Regions from separate parts of the Homo sapiens genome. Here region 2 is linked to region 1. Evidence: chromatin contacts called from ENCODE Hi-C or POLR2A ChIA-PET data. All regions are on one chromosome and are shown on one strand. Each heading gives the region's core, a stretch centred on a gene start or an enhancer-like site at or near the end of the contact. The rest is flanking DNA. Distances are from core to core; before and after follow the strand shown.

Region 1 (6,765 bases), core at 1,610-4,109:
GCTAAGTAGTTGTAAAAATTCCCAAAAGTATTAAAAAGTGTTTAAAAAGAAAAAGACTAATTCAATCAAAACACATCCTCAATTTCAGTACAATTGCTCTTTCTGTTTGGTAAAGGAAGAAAGAATAAACATGACCAGTAACTACCAAATGCTTAAATTCAAACAGCAGACTACTTCTCCCATATCACCTAGCTCAGTCAATAAAAAGAGGCCAGACAGAGGCACTTCCGTATAAGATGTCCAACTAGAGTATCATACTAATTGAATCCAAGGCAGGCAATCTTACTATCCTTAATAAATAAATTCAGGCAGTTATTTTATGACTATAGAAAGGGAAACAAATACTACTGTTAATAAGTTATGTATTATACTTTTTTATGTTTTATTAATCCAGCTTGTAGGCAAAGCCTCCATACCTTGAATTTACTTTACCTGCATTAATTAACATTTGCAAACATTCTACAGAGTTGTGATAAGCTGCTTCATGAATTGGCATCCATCCCCTGTTATCAGCAACATCGACACTTCGGCCCTTTTTGAGCAGTTTCCTTAAGACTTTAACATTGCCTTCCCTGGCAGCAAGTCCAACTGTAGAGCACGTGTCCGCGTAAGCCTCTGTAAAATCCATTTGTTTGACCAGTCTACAAAACAAGGTAGAAGGATAATACTATAGTCAATAAAACAACACTTCACTCCTAGAGGTCAGCAAATCACGGTGGGCCTGTCTAGTATCTCTCACATGACTGACGAAGAAGGGCCCACAATACAGAAAGTGACTGCCATGCCACAGTCTCTGCTGGTGCCTAAAGCAGGAAGTTTCTCTGTTTGGCAGATTGGAATTCCTTGGAAGGTTCCCACTAAAAACATGAAGGGACTTTTAAGTGTTCTATCTTTCCTCCTCTGGAAATGTTTGAGGAGTAGGCTTCTGCTCCTGTTCATACCCCACCACAACGCATTCTTTGGTGCTCCATTGATAAGAGCACCCTCTTTGGTGCTCCATTGATAAGAGCACCTCTGCTTAATCCCCAGTGTACACTACATTATGCAGAGATGGCCATTCAACTACCAGCAATGCTCAGCCTCAATATACAGCCCTCTATAGGAAACAACTAAACCCAAAGAGGCCAGAAAAGCAGTGAAAGATAGGTGTCATTCTAGTCTTCCTGCACCTGCTTGTCCTTTCCAGAAGAGGTTAAACACTCAGATTCTCTATGCTTGACCAAATAGACCCACTGACTGAGCATACTGAAACCAACAGAGAACACCATGAAGAGATGAGCCCGGTTTTCCTACATAGCCCAGAAAGTTCTTAACAGAGTTCTTGCCCACATCATCACCTCCCTCCAATGCTCACTTCAAGTTCCCCTCCAGTCAGAGTCCAGTATAGCTCTCATGTGACTCTCTCGAAGACACAATTTCTTGTTAGTGACTCTATGAAGCAGTTTGGATATGGAATACTTATTTGATTACATAACTATTGTTAATTTTCTCAGATGTGATAATGGCATCACAGTTATTAGGAGAATGCCCTTATTCTTTTTTTTTAGGGAACTTGTTCTAGGATGAATGTCCTTATTCTTATGAGACACATGTAGAGTATGTGGCAGTAAAATGTCATAACACAAGCAACTTCAAATGTTCTCCATTTAAAAGTATAAATAAAGTAAAAAGGAAGTACAGCAACTGTGCAAAATGGTAATTACTGGATCTAGATGAAAGGTATTGGTCATTACACTCTTTTTATCTGAGTTTTCTGTGTATTCAAAATTTTTCAAAAAAGAAGGGTTAGCAACCATATCAGGCAATTTGAAACCACAACTTAGAGAAAATAGGAAAAGACTTGCTTTTTTTTTTGTTTGTTTGTCTGGTAGCAGCTTCCTGCTGATTTCTTTATAAGAAAACAAATAATACCCCTTGAATCTGAGTGTTTTAGCATTCAAGATCATGGTATAAAAATCTTCAAGAAAGAACAATCACTTGGTAAGGTTTCTGTTTTCACACACAGAGACACAGCCATGATAGTCCAAGCGAATTTCCTAAACAATATTTTGCAGCAAGAGCTCTAATGAGCAGATCTTCAAAAAATTTTAGGATCCTTGACCCCTTGGAGAAACTCATGAAAGCTGTAGTTTCCCCCTAGAAAAGTGTACACCCCAAATTTTGTATACAAATTCAGGTTCCCCAGCTCGTTTCCAAAGCCTTTACAGGGGCCCCAAGTTAAGAACATTTGCCTGCTCTTTTGTGAACAAGCCAATGATAATACTAAAGATGAATAAATTTGTGTAAAATTTAAATATATAAACAATTCCCATTGAAATGACAGCTACTCTTTCACAAGCGTAAACTTCTATTGTAAACTTTCTGCTTTTATTTGAAAGGCAAAAGACTTTTTTTTCAGGACATAAAATCAAATATGAATTACATTCCTCTGGCTGCTGTTATATAGGCAAAAATCTAATTTCCAAAGCAGAACAAAACGTGTTTCTAGGTGCTTTGCTACCTGCGGTGCTGGTACACCGCCTCCGTATCTGGACACGAGTGACGACTCCTGCTCTTTTCTCCTTCCTCGGCCCCGTTAGAAATAAGCCCAGTTCCAATTTCAGAGCCAAATAGCTCCAAAAAGCATTGTGGGTATTGTAGTTTTCTGCACACGGGCACTAAAGGTAGGTTAGGGTGATTTACGGATGCTGCAAAAGAATCCATTGCTTACTACACCGAAGGTCAATGCCTCTTGACACCCTAATCAAGGAAATAAAATAAAGCTGACTGAGATCCGCTCGGAAAATCTTTCTGGATCTAAACTCCCAGTGCGCTTTGCGCCCCAAGTGGCCATCGCGCCTGCGCCCCGCGCGGCCGGTTACTCGCTTACCGGAGGCTTCAGTCCCCGGCGGCGCGGCGACAGCTAGGGTTCACGGCCACTGGGGCAGAGGAGCCGCGAGAAGATGTGGGTTTTTGGTTACGGGTCCCTGATCTGGAAGGTGGATTTCCCCTATCAGGACAAGCTGGTCGGATACATCACCAACTACAGCAGGCGCTTCTGGCAGGGCAGCACGGACCACCGCGGGGTCCCCGGCAAGGTGAGGCGCCGGTCAGCTCCCCACACTTACTGCCCCCTGACCCCTGCTCCCCAACTCCACACACAGCACCCACACCCTAGAGAACCACACCTTAGCGCTTCATGGGGCCAAAGCACATGGCTTGGGGTAACATTTCTGTAGATTTTCCCTGCCACCTGCCCGCCATCTCTAACCCAGCCCGGGCACTCCTTCCGAAGCTGCTTAAGATGCCGGTGGTTAGTCTCTAGAGACGGCGAGAAGCGCGGGCACAGGCGCACGAGCTCGCACCAGGCTGAGTGCGGAGATGGGGACTCCATCTCTCTGCAACCTCTGCCAAAAGAAAAAAAGTCCCATTGGCGGGAAGATGAATGCTCATGTCACCACAGAGTTGAAATAGTAAATCAAGTTGCAAATTCAGCTTTTTAGCAATTAAATTTGTTGGCATTTCTGCATTCTAGCCGACTTTCATGAGCTTGCGATTAAACGTGCATGTTACTTCTAGGATTTCTTTACATCTTTCAAAAGTTTTATTTTCTGACACACAGGATTGCAGAATGAGTTTCCAAAATTTTCGCTGGTTATTAAGGAACTCACTTTGGTTTTCAGTACTAGTGAAGTTAAATGAAGTTCTGGTTATATGAATAACATAGTACCAAACTCATTACTATATCCAGCATTATTTTAATGTTACTTTCTTGATGGTTCTCATAATTATAATATGAAATGTAAGTTCATTGATTCACTTTTCAGTCAGTCCTACAAAGACATTAATCTCAATATATGTATAGAGAATTAGCAGCAGCTCACTGCTTATGCAAATCAGCTTTGTACTGGCTACAAAACAACTAATCCATAAAGAAAACTAAGATTGAGGTAACTAATAATTTGGAAATTGGTCAATGGAAAGTGGAAAAGATCAAGGCGCTAAAGTAGTTTGCACCTGCTCATAAGAGAGACATGGGATTAAAATCACGAAAAGAACCTGAATTAGAAACCATTCTATCTCAACTAGAGTTGGTCAGTTAAGAACTTGGCTTTTAAGTAGACTATACTGGCCTATTGGGATGTTGGACACAGTGACCTGAAAAGGGGCAATGGCTTAGGATAAATGCACATTTACAGATCAACAGAAATGTCATGGCCAAAGTATCTCCAAGAATGTTCTAGAACAATATTCAAGACATTAAAGAACTAAGCTAAATTAAATGGCTTCTGAGTTGTCAGTTTTGGCTGGGCCCGGTAGCTCACGCCTCTGATCCCAACACTTCGGAAGTTTGAGCCAGGAGGACTGCTTGAGGCCAGGAGTTTGAGAGTTGTCAGTTTTGATATGAATATTTAAAATTGCCATTCCGAAAAGAAAACCTTTAGCCCAGGCTCCAATTATAATGACCAAGTATTAAATATTTATGTATGTGGCTATAACAACATACTTTACTAGTCTTGACGAAAATGTACAGTGTGTTACAAAACACATTGAGATATGTATGCTGTCAGAATAGACTGATGATTAGAAATTGCCTAGTCAACACAACAGTCCGTGATTCTTTAAAAGGAGAAAGGGGCTGGCCAGGCGTGGTGGTTCCCGCCTATAATCCCAGCACTTTAGGAGGCCTAGGCGGGTGGATCACCTGAGGTCGGGAGTTCAACACCAGCCTGACCAACATGGAGAAACCCCCTGTCTACTAAAAATACAAAATTAGCTGGGCGTGGTGGCGCACGCCAGTAGAGTCCCAGCTACTCTGGAGGCTGAGGCAGGAGAATCGCTTGGGAGGCAGACGTTGCGGTGAGCTGAGATTGCGCCACTGCACTCCAGCCTGAGCAACAAGAGTGAAATTCCGTCTCAAAAAAAAAGAGCTAAAAAAAGGTGTCTTTCTGATCACCTAAGACTCAGAATTCTAACTGCACTTAATACCATACATCTTAGCCCATATCTTAGCTCTATTTATTTCACATGTTAGTTTGCATTCTAGAATGACAATATAAGCTACTGGAACCAAGAATCAAGATTTCATCTTCTCCACAGCACACAGTAGCTATGCATAAATAACTTCTAATTCACTTTGAAATTGAAAATAATATGGCATTATCTACTTGACCCTCACCAATATATATATATCCTCATTGTAGCATCATCTTAAAAAGAAAACAAGTCAGAAATCTAAATGTCCAAGAACACAGGAACGTTTATAGTTCATCAATGACACAATATTATGCAACTATTAAAATGTATGAGAAGACTAACAGGAAAATTAAATGAGAAATCATAATCCAAAATCCCATGTGTTCCATGATTACAAATTATCTATACGAACAGATGAAGACTAAAAGGAAATAGCAACAAAGATGACACAAATGCCTGGATGATTTAGGCTCGCTATGTGCCAGACATTGGGCATACAAGTAGGTAAAATTGTGGCTTATGACTCAGCATTCCCATGAATGATGTTAAGGTATCAGTACACATACAGCCTTTGGTACTCCGTGGACGAAGTTTATTTAAAAAAAAAAAAAAAAAAAAAAAAAGCTTGCAGGCACTGATAGGTGTCACCTTTGTGCCTTAAATTATGGAACATTCCAAGTCTGGACTTTCTCTAAGGCTTTCCATTTATAAGCAAAGACTGTTTTATCAGTCTTTGAAATGGGAGAACAAATAAAACTTGTTTTGGCTTCATAATATATCATTTCAACCTCAAGTTGAATAGTAAAAAGTGAAGCTTTCCATAATATTGTTAACTGACCTGTGTTAAAACCAAAATGGGAAAATAAAATTGCCTAGAACACAAGTGGTCTGATTGTCCCATATAAGAACTACACGAATAGGCCAGTTCTAATACTGACCTTTAAATAGGGCAAAGTAAAGTTCATTTATGAATGTAAAAGAAATGCCTACCTTGAAGCACCATTACCATATACAGAAAGGTAAGAACACTTCATAACTCAGAAGTGTAAATCACTCATTCTCTCTCACTTAAAACCTCTTAATATCCCCTGGTAGCAGTGGTTCTTAAAGTATGAGCCCCAGAACAATTTCTGAAATCAGCAGGAAAGTTGTTACAAATGCAAATTCTTAGACAGCTCCAGACCTACAGAATCAAAAACTCTGGAGGTGTGGCCTAACAATGTCTTTGTCAAGCCCTCTAGGTCATTTTGATCCACTAAATTTGAAAGTCACTTCCCTATATATAGGAAAGCACCCTTTATGTCATATTTTTTTTCCCCTAATAAAACTATAGGCCGGGTGCGGTGGCTCACGCCTGTAATCCCAGCACTTTGGGAGGCCGAGACGGGTGGATTACCTAAGGTCAGGAGTTCCATACCAGCCTGGCCAACATGGTAAACCCGTCTCTACTAAAAATACAAAAATTAGCTGGGTGTCTTGGCGGGCACCTGTAATCCCAACTACTCAGGAGGCTGAGGTGAGAGAATTGCTTGAGCCCGAGAGTTGGAGGTTGCAGTGAGCCAAGATCGCACCACTGCACTCCAGCCTGGGCTTGTTGAGCAAAACTCCGTCTCAAAAAATAAATAAATAAATAAATAAAACTATAACATTCTTTTTTCCTTAAGGGAAAAACCAGAATATTTATAATTACTGCTTCCATTTGCCTTTCATTTTAGATGACCTTTAGTTACTGGTATGTTTTCCAATATATCCATGTAAAGTGAATATAATATACCTAATACGTATAAATTGATGGAAATCTTTTAGAAA
Region 2 (6,677 bases), core at 3,481-5,980, 200 kb after region 1:
GACAGAGCGAGACTCTGTCTCAAAAAATATAAAAATAAAAAATAAAACACTCCACTACTTAATTTAAAGTTTGAAAAACCACTAATAATCTAAAATCTTGCCAGGATAATAATGTTAGGCAGGCCACGGTGGCTCACGCCCATAATCCGAACACTTTGGGAGGCCGGGGTGGCCAGATCATTTGAGATCAAGAGTTTGAGACTGGCCTGGCCAACATGGGGAAACCCTGTCTCTACTAAAAATACAAAAAAATTAGCCAGGCGTCGTGGCACATGCCTATAATCCCAGCTACTCTGTCTCCAAAAAAAAAAAAAGATAATAATGTTGGAGGCAAGGCCAGATACACCTCACGTACAGATAACCTGAGGTGTTCTAACGAGCACCCGCAGCCCCTCATGAAAGGTCCAGAAAGGCAAGAGGGCAAAATCAAGTTTTTTGGGGTTTTTTTCTTTGTTGTTGTTTTTAAGATGGAGTCTCGCTCTTTTGCCGAGGCTGGAGTGGCGCTTGGCTCACTGCAACCTCCACCTCCCAGATTCAAGCGATTCTCCTGCCTCAGCCTCCTGAGTAGCTGGGATTAAAGGCGTGCACCACCATGCCAGGCTAATTTTCTTAATTTTAGTAGAGATGGGGTTTCACCATGTTGGTCAGGCTGGTCTCGAACTCCTGACCTCGTGATCCGTCTGCCTCGGCCTCCCAAAGTGCTGGGATTACAGGCATAACAAAATCAAGTTTTAAGAATACCTTTCTTCAACTCCCTTCATTCTCTACATGGGCCATACAAGTTATCTACCAATATTTCACTCACAGTGTCCATGAGCTGTCTGCCATTGTCCAAAGACCATTAATTTGTTCCTACTTTCTCTAATTTGTTTCAACTTCTCTGATTTGTTTCTTCCCTTATTAAAAATTTCCCTTGTGATGTGTTACATCACACAACCTCTCTTGACCAGACAGTTCTAGTACTTTAAATTGTCTGTACAGGAAAGCCTCTATCACATGGCCAAGTATTTAAAAATATAGAAATAACCTTTCTTCAGAGATGTTAAACAGACCTGCAAGTTTCTAAATGGACTGAACTACTAAAAATGAAGAAAAAAGTCAAAAAGAAGGCTGGGGCGGTGGCTCAGCCTGTAATCCCGCACTTTGGGAGGCCGAGGCACACAGATCACCTGGGTTCGAGACCAGCCTTGCCAAAATGGTGAAACCCCGTCTCTACTAAAAATACAAAAATTAGCCAGGCGTGGCAGCGCACAACTGTAATCCCAGCTACTCAGGAGGCTGAGGCAGGAGAATCGTTTGAACCAGGGAGGTGGAGGTGGAGGTTGCAGTGAGCCACGATAGTGCCACTACACTATCTTGTGTCTGGGCAACAGAGTGAGATTGTCTCAAAAAAAAAAAAAAAAAAAAAAAAAAAAAAGTCAAAAAGAGGGACCAAATGTAAAGCCTGAGAACCTTCCAAACCAGAACTTGGTCCCAAACACACCTCTGATGTCCAGATTACGGGTGCACATTTCTGATCAGCAAGATAGTCCCACTAACTCTCAACTGCATTTACACTTTGGTCTTTAGGAATGTACTTGATCTATGCAACTGTTTCCAGTATTTTACAAATTATTCAAACAGTTCTTGTAGAAAGATACACACAATGACTGATGTGAAGCTTGACAGGATTAAAAAAATAAAACTGCAGAATACCAGAGTAGAAATGCTTCTCAAGAATTTAGTCCAGGCCGGGTGCGGTGGCTCACACATGTAATCCCAGCACCTTGGGAGGCCGAGGTGGGCAGATTGCTTGAGGTCAGGAGTTCAAGACCAGCCTGACCAACATGGTGAAACCCTGTCTCTACTAAAAATACAAAAAAAGTAGCCAGGCATGGTGGCACTCGCCTATAATCCTACCTACTTGGGAGGCTGAGGCAGGAGAATCGCTTGAACCCGAAAGGCAGGGATTGCAGTGGGCCAAGATCCTGCCACTGCACTCCAGCCTGGGCAACAAAGCAAGACTCCACCTCAAAAAAAAAAAAAAAAAGAATTATTTAGTCCAATCCCCTCATTTCACGCACAAGCATACTGAAACACATGATTAAGTAACTTTCCCACAGTCTCAGAGCTAGTGGGAGAAACTAGATTTTCTTTTCATTACCACTTTCTATTCTACAAAGTACTAAATATGATCACCACTCAGCTTTCGTCACACGTTTTGGCATTATTCAGATGTTCACTTATGCAACACAGAAGGCTTAAAAAACAACAAGCACAACTATGAACAGGTCACCTTAACATGACTTAGGAAAAAAACACACCCAAGATCACAACATGTCCCACCGCATTCAAAATGTCTCATAGTGCAATATCAAGAATCAGTTTCCAGCATCTAACCACTATTCCAAAATAAAATTCTACCCAGTAGCATTTCTTGCTGGTTATTTAGCTATAAATGGTTATGGGTTCATGGGTATTAAGCCATCAGCTATCTGCAATCCAGCCCTAAACACCAAACATTAGCTCCATTGTTATTTTTAGCCCTTTCTAGGTACAAACTTTTATCTAATAAGCCAAAACAATAACAAAACTCGGAGTGCTAATTTACCAAACTTGTTAACAATAAATACTTTAGAAAACAATGCTTAACTATGCCTTGGTAGATTCTAGGTTTATAAATCCAAAGCAGATATGCCTTCACACCATGGCATATTTATATAATGTACACTAAAAAAAGCTGTTTGCGTCCCCAAAAATGGTAGGTATTCTCTGGCAAGTCTAATCCAAGTGATTAAAATGGGGAATTACTGTAACAAAGTGACTATTTTTACTGTGCCTGAGCAACACAAAAACCTAGGAGTCTCACTTGAAAAAGCATTTGGATTTTAACTATTTATAAAATATTCTTTTTTGACTAAACGTGGTTCTCCCTGTTGCATTCCTGCTTCTGCCGCCCCTCACCTCCATTCTCCTAAGGATCCTAACACGAAAAACTTCATTATACTCTAGTCAAGGGGAGAGCTGTTAACCTTGACATTTTATGATCACTCTCTGAAGAGGGCAAATTACATGTTTTAGTTTTGCTTCTTTTTAATTAAAAAGGTCCCACCCACCCCTCAAGTGGAAATGAGAAATTTGTCAGAGGCCCCTTAATAATTGGCAGATGAGAATCATCCAGTGAATATACACAAAACTATTACAAAACCCTGAGTCATCACTCAGTTCAATCAGCAGCTTTGGGTAAACACTGAATGAGTGAGTTATGTCTTGTGTGTTCACCCGTCCATACCCACATGCGTGAACATACCATGTTACTAGATTTTATGTACAGTTAACCAAACAAGATACAGCAAAATTCTTTCTTAAAAAGCTCTTCGGACACAGTAAAGATGCCCATCCAGCAAGTAAATGTAACCTTTTTTCCCCCACTGTATTTTCACTCGTTTTTTTTTTTTTTTTCCTAATTTCAGTGACACTATAGTTTGAAGCTAGTTTACAAACAGAACTCCTGAAACTGATTTAGGTAATCTCTTAATCTGAGTAACTCAAAAAATTAACACAAGCCTGATACTAATATCGCCCTGGACATCCTGACAGTGCTCTTCCCTACTTTCCTCAGTATCTTAAATGTCTCTCCAAAAGAAATGTCACAACAGGAGCAACACACAATCCAAAACAACACTGTCCACATAAGACGTTAAGCTCAAGAATGAGGTCTGACTTTAAACGACCCTTTTCGATCAACTCCGCCAGGTCTGAGAGGGCCCCCAAAAAGCAAAACCCTTAAGTTTCCCTATGGTCTTCTCTCCATTCAGAAAGTTACTAGACGCCAACGGAGATGCGAAGAGGCGGGGATCGTAGGGGAAGGAAGAACCGGAGGAAGCAAGGAGACAAGTCAAGGAACTCCCCCAAAGACAAATTCTCTTTGCCCCGCCTCTCCCATGCGCAAAAGTCCACGGAGGACCCTTGAGAAAGGCTCACCTCTCTCCCTCGGGGCCGGGGCCCTTGGGCTACCCAGGGCCCCCCAGGTGGGAAGACAACAACCCGAACACTTCGGGAGAAGCAGATGCGGAGGACGTAGAGGGATGGTAAAGACCCGGGAAGTCCCGTAGGAAAGTGGCAGGGAGGACGGCTTGAGTACTTCACAGGCTCTGTCACGACCCTGGGATCACCGCTCGGGGACAGCTCCAGCGAGGACAGAGCTAAGGGTCCAGCCCTCTGGACAAAGAGCAACCATCCCCGACACCTCTCACTGAGCCTTTCCCCCCGGCCCGGCCCGCAGGCCCGGGCACACTTACGTGGAGAGTTTCCTGGTCCAGAAGAGGCCCCCGGGCCACAGCTCTTGGAGCTGCACGGCCCGGCCCAGGTTGCATTTGATCTGGGCCAGCTGCAAGTCGGACTCGGCGTCTAGCCGCTCCGCGTAGGGCAGCAGCTTGTTGTAGACGATCTCCTTCTGCGGGACGAAGCCCCGCGGGCCCGGCTCGGGACGCCCGCCCGGCTCCGGGGGCTCTCCGACTCCCGCCCGCTCGGCCGGCTCCATGAGCCCAGGGACACCCCCCCCACCCCCTCCCACCCGAACCCTCCCCGGCCCCCACCCCTCTCCGGGCTCCGCCTCCTCCGCGTCTTCGTCGCCCTGCGGCCGCTGGCGGCCCGTCGCCCTCGGACCGATCGCTAGGCCCCCTTCCCTGGCCGGCGTGCTGCTGGGCCCCACGCGGCTCTCAGTTCGTTGGCGGCGGCAGCGGCCGCTCTGCCCGCCCCGCACCGGCTCTGCTGGTGACGCTGCAGCCGCCGGGCCCAGAGGTTCCGGACCGGCCTCAAGTCACTTCCGGGGCGGGGCGGGGCGGAGCGACGGCGTCGGGGGAGGCGGTGGTGGCGGCAGCTGGAGCCCAACGGGCTGCGCCTTCTTCGCCGTGGGCCCGGCTCGGAGCCCCCACCCCAGGCCTCACCGGCCCAGCGCGAGGCTGCCTCACCGGAAACACGAGGCCGAATTCCAAGCTATTGTCCTGCTTCGCCGGGGGTCGCGCACTCCAAGCGGCAGCCCACTGGAGTCCCAGTCGCCACGACAGGCGGCAGCCAGGTCGGCCTGGTCCCCCTAGCCGAGCAGCCCCGGCTTCTGGGTTAGAGGGGTTTATGGAAAAGCCTACGTACCCACTTGCTCCTTATAGATTTATTTACTCCATCCCGCTTGTTCCTTATAGATTTAATTTTTCTGTCCCCTTTAAGTCCCCATCTTTCTGGTATTCTGGCCGCCATCATTCCAAAGAAGAAAATAGTTACTCGCTGAACAAATGCTATTTGAACAGCTGTTTTGTGTGTAAGGCGCTCAGTTTAGGCTATTGAGATAGAAAGTTTAACCTGGTTTCCGCCCTCCCAAGGACTTAGTCTAGCAGAGATAAAGACGTGAATTACAAGATAATGCTCTTAATTGCTAGATAAGTACAAGAATCCTTAGGAACTCTACAAAGAAGTTGAAACTAGGGGGTTTGAGAGGGTGTCATTTTCCTAGAAGTGATACTTAATTTAAGCTATGAAGGTTGAGTGCAAAGTTGGTTAGAAAAAGGAGGGAGGAGGACACGTATTTCAGCTGAGAGAACAGCTTTGACGCTGCAAGCATGTATTCTAAAAATTCAAAGTTCAAAATAGCGTAAGAGAGGGGACGGAGAAATGAGACTGAGAAGGCAATCCTAAGGAATTCAGAGCTTTATCCTAGAGACAAACTTCCAAAAGATTTTAAGCATAGCAGTGGGATGATATAATTTACATTTTTTAAGAATTACTCTGGCGGCCGGGCGCAGTGGCTCACGCCTGTAATCCCAGCACTTTGGGAGGCCGAGGCGGGCGGATCACGAGGTCAGGAGTTCGAGACCAGTCTGGCCAACATGGTGAAACCCCGTCTCTACTAAAAATACAAAAAAGTTAGCCGGGCGTGGTGGCGGACGCCTGTAATCCCAGCTACTCGGGAGGCTGAGGCAGGAGAATCGCTTGAAACCGGAAGGCGGAGGTTGCAGTGAGCCAAGATCGCGCCAGGGCACTCCAGCCTGGGCAACAAGAGCGAAACTCCGTCTCAAAAAATAAAAGGGCCAGGCGCGTGGTGGCTCACGCCTGTAATCCCAGCACTTTGGGAGGCCGAGGCGGGTGGATCACGGGGTCAGGAGATGGAGACCATCCTGGCTAACATGGTGAAACCCCGTCTCTACTAAAAATACAAAAAAATTAGCCGGGCATGGTGGCGGGCGCCTGTAGTCCCAGCTACTCGGGAGGCTGAGGCAGGAGAATGGCGTGAATCCGGGAGATGGAGCTTGCAGTGAGCCGAGATCGTGCCACAGCACTCCAGCCTGGGTGGCAGAGCGAGACTCCGTCTCAAAAAAAAAAAAGAGTCACTCTGGCTTCGTCTGGAAAATGGGTTGGAACTGACAAGATTGGGAACTGGAGGACCCTTTAAGGTGTGACATAATCATGGCCTGGATGTCAGTTGAAATTGAGAGCTACTTCAGCAGAATGGCTTGGGCTTAGTAGTTGACTGAAAGTGAAAAATTAAAAAGGAAAGAGACAAGACGACGCTGGGTAGATAGGTGAAGTCCTTCACTGAGATAAAGAACACAGCAGAAACAGCTTGGGAGGCAGAATGCCTATGGGATGGGTATGTTGACATATGTATCAGGAGGGTGATCTAAACTGAGATGCAGATTAGCGTG

What was found. A loop is a pair of places that touch in the nucleus more often than their neighbours do. ChIA-PET counts read pairs that join two places held with the same protein, here RNA polymerase II (POLR2A). Pooled maps may share reads with other maps.
Region 2: a loop to region 1 is called in a map of CD8-positive, alpha-beta T cell, with 3 times the contacts of the local background. The contact joins the promoter of PSME4 here to the promoter of CHAC2 in region 1. A Hi-C loop is called at or near these places in 5 of 168 maps with a recorded cell type or tissue (B cell, CD8-positive, alpha-beta T cell, gastrocnemius medialis and 1 more), 5 of 37 single-sample maps with no recorded cell type and 17 of 50 pooled maps. POLR2A ChIA-PET finds 5 or more read pairs at or near these places in 18 of 52 experiments (CD4-positive, alpha-beta T cell, GM12878, HepG2 and 12 more).

The regions. Positions count from the first base shown.
Region 1 is chr2:53,764,945-53,771,709 of GRCh38, forward strand. CHAC2 (ChaC glutathione specific gamma-glutamylcyclotransferase 2) reads left to right here and starts at 2,860. Exons shown (of 3, transcript NM_001008708.4): 1 at 2,860-3,077. The coding sequence starts at 2,943. It overlaps ASB3 (ankyrin repeat and SOCS box containing 3), which reads right to left. Exons shown (of 10, transcript NM_016115.5): 2 at 433-641. The coding sequence starts at 628. GPR75-ASB3 (GPR75-ASB3 readthrough) reads right to left here. Exons shown (of 10, transcript NM_001164165.2): 2 at 433-641. RefSeq lists enhancers at 2,832-3,181, 3,202-3,391.
Region 2 is chr2:53,966,263-53,972,939 of GRCh38, forward strand. PSME4 (proteasome activator subunit 4) reads right to left here and starts at 4,731. Exons shown (of 47, transcript NM_014614.3): 1 at 4,281-4,731. The coding sequence starts at 4,522. It also overlaps a transcript of ACYP2 not described here. RefSeq lists enhancers at 3,579-4,343, 4,610-4,904, 5,200-5,249 and silencers at 4,400-4,599, 4,574-4,735, 4,610-4,999.